Linked DNA regions of Mus musculus: region 1 is linked to region 2. Evidence: chromatin contacts called from ENCODE POLR2A ChIA-PET data. All regions are on one chromosome and are shown on one strand. Each heading gives the region's core, a stretch centred on a gene start or an enhancer-like site at or near the end of the contact. The rest is flanking DNA. Distances are from core to core; before and after follow the strand shown. Region 1 holds the start of Snrnp70 (small nuclear ribonucleoprotein 70 (U1)). Region 2 holds the start of Kash5 (KASH domain containing 5).

Region 1 (4,448 bases), core at 542-3,041, 190 kb before region 2:
GTGAAGGTCAGGGTGGAGAGGACTTTTTTGTAGAGTTGCCCCAGGTTCCATCCCAAACTCAGATAATCTAGGAGCCTGTAATCCCATTAATATGGGAGTGAGATGGACAGGGTTAGCCTGAGCTGCTCTATGGGCAGTGCACTCTAAAGTTTTGTGTGTGTGTGTGTGTGTGTGGTTTTTCGAAACAGGGTTTCTCCATGTAGCCCTGGCTGTCCTGGAACTACTCTGTAGACCAGGATGACCTCAAACTCAGAAATCCTCCTGCCGTTGCCTCCCAAGTGCTGGGATTAAAGGCCTGCGCCACCACTGCCCAGCTTTACTTTAAAAATTTATGTATGTATGTATGTATGTATGTATGTATGTGTATGAGCGCTCTACATGCCTGTATGCCTCCATAACAGAGAGCATAAAACAGAATAGGGCATTAGATCCCATTATAGATAGTTGTGAGCTATCATGTGGTTGCTGGAAATCAAATTCAGGACCGTGGGAGGGAGCAGCCAGTTGCCCTTAACTGCTGAGTCATCTCTCCAGATCCTTCATTGTCTCCAATGAAGAAGAAAGAAACAAAAGAAAGAAGGAAGAAGGAGAAAGAAGAGAAAATGAAAAAGAAAAAGCCTGGAATTGTGTGCTCTATGCCTTTGATCCCAGCACTCTGGAGGCAGAGGTCAGTGGGTTCAAGGTCAGCCTGGTGTACAGAAAACAGGAAATATATATGTGTGTGTGTATATATATATATATACACACACACATATACACACACACACATATATATAAAAAGATAAAATATACATACTGATACAAAATGCAAAGACATCTTTGGCTATGGTGAAACTTTGTCTGAAAAAAAGTAAAGATAAAAACAACAGAACACATTAAAAAGGAAAAGTAGGGGTTGGGGATTTAGCTCAGTGGTAGAGCAAGGCCCTGGGTTTGGTCCTCAGCTCTGAGAAAGAAAAAAATAAAAGACAAAATAAAAAGGAAAAATAATACAAAACAGATTTATCTTTTTCTCTCAACAATATGAGCTCCAGGAAGAAGAGATGACTTTTTTTTAAAGATTTATTCATTTATTATATGTAAGTACACTGTAGCTGTCCTCAGATACTCCAGAAGAGGGCATCAGATTTCGTTATGGATGGTTGTGAGCCACCATGTGGTTGCTGGCATTTGAACTCGGGACCTTCGGAAGAGCAGTCGGCGCTCTTAACCACTGAGCCAAAGAGATGACTATTTTATCATGAGCCAAACGGTGGCTAGCACATACAAAAATTTTGGGAAAGAGTTCTCTCTCTCTCTCTCTTTTTCCTCCCTGTGACAGGGTTTCTCTTTATAGCCCTGGCTGTCCGGGAACTCACTCTGTAGACCAGGCTGGCCTCGAACTCAGAAATCCGCCTGCCTCTGCCTCCTAAGTGCTGGGATAAAAGGCGTGCACAACCGCTACCCGGGCAAGAGTTTCCTGTCAAATCCAACGTAAACGCAAAGACCCTGTTCATGCAGGCACTTTTTGACAGGCTGCGGAAGGATATGCGACGTGGTGCATCACTTAGACGCATGCGCACAAGGTCCGGGAAGTGTAAGGAGAAAGGGCGGACCTTCCATAAGTGTCTCGCGGTCATAGGCGGTTAGCTAGAGCGCGAGGCTGAGACCGACCTAGGTCCGATCACGCATGCGCAGTACGACAGCCGGGCCGCGGATGTTTAGCCATTTCAGAATGAGTACAGTTTTGGCGCATGCGCAGTGCCCCTGGTAAGGCCTGGACTGCTGTGAGGGTGTCGTTTGACTCGTACGGCGCATGCGCATTGCGAAAGGCGGAGGGATTCGAGTCGTCTCCACTCCCAGTTCTGGTCGCGAGCTGAGGCCGCGCGGGTTGTGAGGAGAGGTCTGGTTTGCGCGCGCTGCGCGGACCACCGAAGCTACCTGACGCGGGCGCCGCCGAAGTGGAAGTCGGAGCGGGAGTTTTTGTTTGTGAAGGGCGGCCGCGAGGCCTGAGGCTAACGTCAGGCTGAGGAGAGCGCCGCGCGGTGAGTGAGTGGGTGAATGAGAGGCCTTAACGGGGAGTGGGGCCGCTACCCACAAGCCCTTGCGGGGTTCCCGAACCCTTTCCCCGCTGCTGTGGCCCGTTTCCCGGGTTAGTGCCTTTGACTTCTCCCTCTGCGTCCCCCATCCTTTACCCAGAGTTCTCTGGGCACTCCAGCCTTCTTTCCCTCAGGATCCCCCTCCCCCAATCTCCTGCGGTCCCCTACCCACAGGCCCTTGCGGTTTGTGTGTTGCCTTTTTTTCTCGCCTTTTTTTTTTTTTTTTTTTTTGGTCGCATCCTGGACCTCTACCCATAATTCCTTTCGTCTCTCGGCTCCTAGATATTTTACGCAGAGGCCCCTGGCTTCCTGGATATTATCCTTATGGCCTCCCTTGAAATCCCTACTTCATAATCTTAAAGGTATGAAGCGAGCAACCTCTAGAGCGCGAGGCTTCGACCTGGGTCCCACACCTCCTACTCCTTTTCCCCTTTGTTTTCTGTTACCAGCCTTAAGTTTTTCAGCTCTTACCAAGAGCTTTTCTTCAAGCAGATGTTGGTCACTCCCTTGACCAGGATAGCAGCATCCGTCTCCAAATCTCACACCTGTTTGTTTGTTTGTTTGTTTGTTTTGGGTGAAGGGGGCCTAAAAGAAAGCAGTGCTAAGTAAAGTATGCTAACATAACGTTTCTGGTCTTAGATTTGGCAAGATGACACAGTTTCTGCCTCCCAACCTTCTGGCCCTTTTTGCACCCCGAGATCCCATCCCATACCTGCCACCCCTGGAAAAGCTGCCACATGAAAAACACCATAACCAACCTTACTGTGGCATTGCACCATACATCCGAGAGTTTGAGGTGAGCATGTTGGGAGGGAGGGTTTAGCTCTGGATGGGGCAGGCTACCCTGAGGCATTCGGCTTCAAAACAGTTTTAGTTGTGTGGTTCACACATGTGGCTTTTACGTTTTCTGATCATGTTTTGTGCTTTTGTGTGCATTTTAATTTTTTTAATTATACTTTTGTATATGTGGGTGTATGTGCAAATCTGTGAATGTCGGAGGACAGCTTGAAAGAGGCCATTCTCTCCATCTTGTGGGTCCAAGAGATGAAGCCTAGGTTGTCAGGCGTGGCTGCAAGAGCCTTAGCCTGCAGAACCATAGTGCTAACCTCTTTTCGTTGAGTTTTGAGATACGGTTTTGCTGTGTAGCTTAGATCTTATGGCAGTCCTTTCTCAGTCATGTAAATGCTGCATGTAATGGGTGTGTGCTTCCAGGAGCGGCTCATTTCCTTGTAGGGTTAAGAATATCTTTTGTATGGATGTGGTAGTCCCTAGCCCAAGTGATTGGCCAAATTGGTTACATTGGCAATTGTGTCTCCACCCTGACTCCTAAGTCCCCAGACAGGGTTTCTCTGTGTAGCCCTGGCTGTTCTGGAACTCACTCTGTAGACCAGGCTGGCCTCAAACTCAAGAGATCTGCTTGCCTTTGCCTCTCCAGGGTTAGGTGATCCACCTCTGTCGATTTTGTTTTGTTTGTGGGTTGTTGTTGTTTTGACTCTTTGGCTGGGGGGTGGGGGGAATACATTCTTTCATGGTCTTGTAGATTTCTCCTTGTCACTAAGGCTAAACTTGAACTCTTGATGCTTACTGTACTCAAAGAGTTAGAATTATAAGTATCTGCCACTAACCCAGAAAACATAATGTTTAACGCATTGGTTAGGTTGGCCTTTAGCAAGAGGTAGCAGTAAGATGAAACCAGTAGAGAGCTGAGTCACAGAATTTATGTTAAAGGGTTTGGAATAAGGCAGTAAATATCAATGCTTGTCAATGTAGTTACTGTTTTTTTGTCTTTAAGAGGACAAGGTTGCGTAGACAATATGATTTAGCAGTAAAAGGTGATTGCTGCCAAGAAATCCGAGTTCTGTTCCTAGAATCCACAATATGGAAGGAGAGGGTATGCTCTAGCATGCTGTCCTCTGATCTCTATGTGCACAGTGATACGCACATACATCCTTAGCTAAATAAACAAACAGATAAATAAATAATGTAAAAGTAAGGTTATTTTTAGAAGAGGATAGTGTTTACTAGTGCTGAACACTATAGCATCTTGCAGTGCTCACAGCTGGGAGCTAGGGGTTTGGCTCTACTTGCTGAGTACATATGACTTAATCTGAGTCACTTGAGCTTCTTGGAGTCAGTTCTTTTATGCAGAAAGTTTGTCATGCCCACCTTCAGAGCAAACCTAAGGAATACTGCCATATAACCACAAGTCTTAGGAGGAACATTCTGATATTGAGTAGGAAAAGCAGAATTTACTAGATAACAGAAAGGTGATTCTTTAGTAATATTTGTCTGCCTACCTTGGTAAACCTCTACTTGAGAAATGTTATTATACAATAAATATTTAATTTAATGGATATAGCTCAGGGGTAC
Region 2 (4,418 bases), core at 1,024-3,523:
TGCCCTTCCAGAGGTCCTGAGTTCAATTCCCAGAAACCACATGGTAGCTCACCACCATCTGTAATGGTATCTAATGCCCTCTTCTGGTGTGTCTGAAGATAGCAACAAGGTATTCATAGACATAAAATAATTCTTTTTTAAAAAGTTATTATTTTAAATTTATATGTATAAAAATTTTGTTGGCATGTGTGTCTGTGCACCATATTTGTGCCTGGAGACCAGAAAAGGGAATCAGATCTGCTGGGGGTGGAGTTATAGACCCTGTGAGCTGCCACATGCGTGGGGCATAAAACCATGCCAGGAAATTCAGTTAGGCATAGCAAGTTCAGACCCAGAGACTCTGTGCACACCTGAGGCTTAGGCGACTCCCTGCTCCCCCACCCCACCCACAGACTCCTGACTTGGAACACATGCCATGCTTCGCACATAAATGTGTCAAGCTGGGCATGGTGGCGCATGCCATTAATCCCAGCACTCGGGAGGCAAAGGCAGGCGGATTTCTGAGTTTGAGGTATGATTTTACACATCCATTTTCCGCCATGACAATAAACTGTTTAGAATCATAGACTGTCTCTTTTCATCAAGATCTGCTGTGGGAGCCATGAAGAAGGCCTTCACCTTCAGAGCCACAACCCACTCCCCCATAGAAGGCTTCTCTGCGCTCCCAGTCACAACCTCCTTCCCTTACCAAGATAAGGACAATAATCCCTGTGAGACTAGCTGGAGTTCCCCTTCTCCCCCAACCCCTGCCCCAGGCTCCAGGCTAGATGCTGTCCCCAGACCTCAGGCCCCTGCTCTTCCAGGACTCCCAGCCGTGCCAGGATTTCCAAGAGTCTGAGAACCCCACAACCCTGGCCTTGTCACAGGCCTGGGACCCCAGAAGGAGCTCTGGCTTTCCCACCCTGGGAGCAATGTCACTTCCTTACAGCCCAGCATCCACCCCAGAGGCAGTATGGGATAAGCCCAGTCAAACTCCCTGCTTCTGTGTCCTGAGTGGCCTGCAATGTGGATGCTGGGAATCCATCTCAGGTGTTCTGGAAAAACATCCATTGCTCTTAAACAGTGGTCTATGTTTCCAGCCCCAGGAATGGATGTTGATAATAGGGACAAAGCTAACAGGGTCCAGAATGCACCACAAGTTGTCCTGAAAACACCCGGCAGACCTTTCATCTAGACCAGGCGTCCTAGTTTGCTTTCTACTGCTGCGGTGCGTGAGCACCACGATCAAAAACAACTTGGGGTGAGCACCATGATCAAAAACAACTTGGGGAGTCTATTTCATCTTGTGATAGATCACAGTCCATCACAGAGAAGAGGCAGGGTAGGGGCTCGAAGGAGGAACTGAAGCTTGCTCAGGGTTTTGTTTTGTTTTTTTTCATACAACCCAGAAGCACCTTCCCAGGGGTGGTCTTGCCCACAGTGGGCTGCCATCCACATCACTCATTAACCAAGAAAATATCCCCACAGGCTTGCCTACTGACAGGGTAACTTTTCAGTTGAGGTTTTCAGATGACTCTGGCTTTTGTCAAGGCAACAAAAAACTAAACAGCACACACAGGGTCTGATGGTCAGTAAGGTGAGAAAGACCTTGCACTTTTTGCCTCTACCTCCCGAGTACTGGTACACTACCCTGCCCAATTCACTAGGCCCTAGGGATTGAATGAGGGCACCCTCAGTCAAACACCGTACCCCTGAGCTACATGCCCAGTCCTTATCATTACATGCATGTGTTTTTAAACAGCAAGGGGTAGGAAAGTGAACATGATAGGGTCTGCATGTGGAATTCAGGGGCCCTCCTTGCACCATGTGGGTCCTGGGGATTCTTCTCAGATCGATCACCGGGATGGGTGGCAAGTGTCTTTACTCTTTTTTGGTTTGGTTTTTTTTTTTTTTTTTTTTTGGCTTTTTCGAGACAGGGTTTCTCTGTGTAGCCCTGGCTGACCTGGCACTCACTTTGTAGACCAGGCTGGCCTCGAACTCAGAAATCTGCCTGCCTCTGCCTCCCAAGTGCTGGGATTAAAGGCGTGCACCACCACGCCCGGCTGTTGGACCCTTAATAATAAAAAAGTTCGAATAGTCCACAGGCATGGACTGAGGCAGGGTGATTGCTTCAAGTCCGAAGCCATCCTGGGCTACATAGCTAAGCAGTAAGTAGAAACTATAATAGTTTGGGAAAACAGCTTGGGTACCTATTAATGCGGGGGGCGGGGGGGGGGGAGGGAATGGAGCGGAAGTGAGGCTGGACCAGACTGCGCATCATTGTGACAGTGGCGGGCGAGCCAGACCCAAAAGAAAGAACTTGGTTCAAAGACTGACAAGAAGAAAAGGATGAACAGGGAGTCCTTCGGTTGAACTCTCTCCTGCTTGGCCCTATTTTGTCAAGCAGAAGGAAAGGATTTTTGTACCGCAGAAGAAAGCTGCCGATAATATCGCGCCATCACCGCTAGCCCCACTAGTGCGCATGCACTCGATCCTCAGGTCCAGCCTATCCTCCCGAGAAGCTCTACGCATGCGCCAGCTCAAGGGTCTTCGTAAGGAGAGACCCGGGCGCCATCCACTCGGAGTGCGCTTGCGTGAGTACAAGAGCCTGAGAGGGCGGGACTTGCAGGAGGCCGGCTCATTTGCATTTCTGGCGGGAAAAGGCGCGTGTGAACACGCCTCTTCCGTGACATTCGCAACCGCCGTTCGTCGCTGGTGTCCCTCAACTGAGTCCCGACTCCAGGTACGCCCTGCCTGTGGCGACTTTCATGGCAGGTTCCCCGGTAACATCACCTGCCAGCTCCTTCAAAAACGCCCCAAGTTTTGAGACAAGGTTTCTCTGTGTAGCCCTGGCTGACCTGGAACTCACTCTGTAGACCAGGCTGGCCTCGAACTCCGAAATCCTCCTGCCTCTGCCTCCCGAGCGCTGGGATTAAAGGCGTGCGCCACCGTGACCGGCTTCCTCAGGAAAATTCTAGTGGCAACTTCGGCAATCCTGTCAGACTCTTGAAACTTCCGGTTGCTTTTTGTTGCTTGTTTTCTATTTTTGTTTGAGACAGACCCTCCAAGTGCTGCCCAGGCTGGCCACGACCTCATGATCCTCATTCCCCAGTTTTAGGATTACAGCTCTCCCAGATGTGCCCAACTGCAATCTTCTAGAACTTTTGAAACCTAACACTTAATCTATTTTGTTTTTGTGGGTAGGGTAGGTGTTTTTGTTTTGAGACAGGGTTTCTTTGTGTAGCATTGACTGTCCTGGAACTCTCTCTGTAGACCAGGCTGGCCTGTGTGCTTCTGGTTCCCACGTGCTGGGATTAAAGGTGTGCACCACCACTGCCTGGCTTTTGTTTGGGTGTTTTTGGTTTTTGTTGTTGTTGGGGTTTTTTGTTTGTTTGTTTGTTTTTGAGTATTTTGCCGGCATGTTTGTATGTGTGTCAGGTATGTGCCTGTGGAGACCAGGTGGTTTTGTATCCCTCTGAACTAAAATTGCAGATGAGGAGGAGTTCACATGTGTGTAGTGGGATTCCAACCCATATCTATCTGGAAGAGTAAACTGTTAGTCCTCTTAACGACTAAGCTACCCTCCAGGGACTCTCTAGGGCTTCAGTAAATTGCCCAGACTCTACTCAAAACCTTGGATCCTGCTGCCTCAGCCTCCTGAGTGCTGGTATCACAGGTGTAGCCCACCACGCCAGCCGCTAGGATCTTCTAGATATCCCATCAGAGTCTCCCTCAAAAACCTGTCAGAGACTTTTCCTCTGAAATCTTGGTGGAGATTTGGTGTTCAAGTCCTATCTGATACTTTAGAAATCTGTAGTTGCCCTACAAGTTCCGCCGGGGACTCTGAAATCTAGTGACACCCCAGAAATGCAGCCCTTGAATTCTAGTCCAGGGATCCCCTCCAGACTTCCTCCATGTTTAAAACCCACAAGACACTCACTGGCCACCTGATATCCCTTGTTCCTCAAGATTTTGTCCGAGTTTCCCCTTGAAAGAGTCTCAGAAAGCCTCTTCTTTCCCTGGTGCCTTCTAAAAGCCTCTGAGATGGACAGCAGGAGGATCCCCACTAGCTGAAGACCAGCCTGCTTTACACAGCTTCAGAAGGCCCACTACAGCTAAAGCTACATAATATATATTTACTAAGTCCCTGTCTCCAAAAGCCAGATAATAATGTCTCCAGAAAACATTCGGCTGCCGGAATACAGGCAAGGCAGAGTGATGGCTGCATTCCCTGAGGAAAGGGAGAGAGGCTGCTTCTCTCCCCTTCGGTGACAAAGATATAGGCTGGATCACTCCAGATTCAAAATAGATTAAGGCGGGCTTACGAGGAGGCATCAACCTCCACCCACCTCACACGTGGAGATCAGTGAAGTCACACATCCAGGCTAAGCTTAGCAAAGGTGTTTTATAAAGCTTAGACGGGGAGTGATAACGTGCCA

The links. ChIA-PET counts read pairs that join two places held with the same protein, here RNA polymerase II (POLR2A).
Region 1: POLR2A ChIA-PET joins it to region 2 with 11 read pairs in embryonic stem cell. The contact joins the promoter of Snrnp70 here to the promoter of Kash5 in region 2. POLR2A ChIA-PET finds 5 or more read pairs at or near these places in 3 of 5 experiments (Patski and embryonic stem cell).

Annotation. Positions count from the first base shown.
Region 1 is chr7:45,393,085-45,397,532 of GRCm38, reverse strand. Snrnp70 (small nuclear ribonucleoprotein 70 (U1)) reads left to right here and starts at 1,791. Exons shown (of 10, transcript NM_009224.5): 1 at 1,791-2,024; 2 at 2,718-2,874. The coding sequence starts at 2,728.
Region 2 is chr7:45,202,747-45,207,164 of GRCm38, reverse strand. Kash5 (KASH domain containing 5) reads left to right here and starts at 2,273. Exons shown (of 20, transcript NM_201374.2): 1 at 2,273-2,573. The coding sequence starts at 2,462.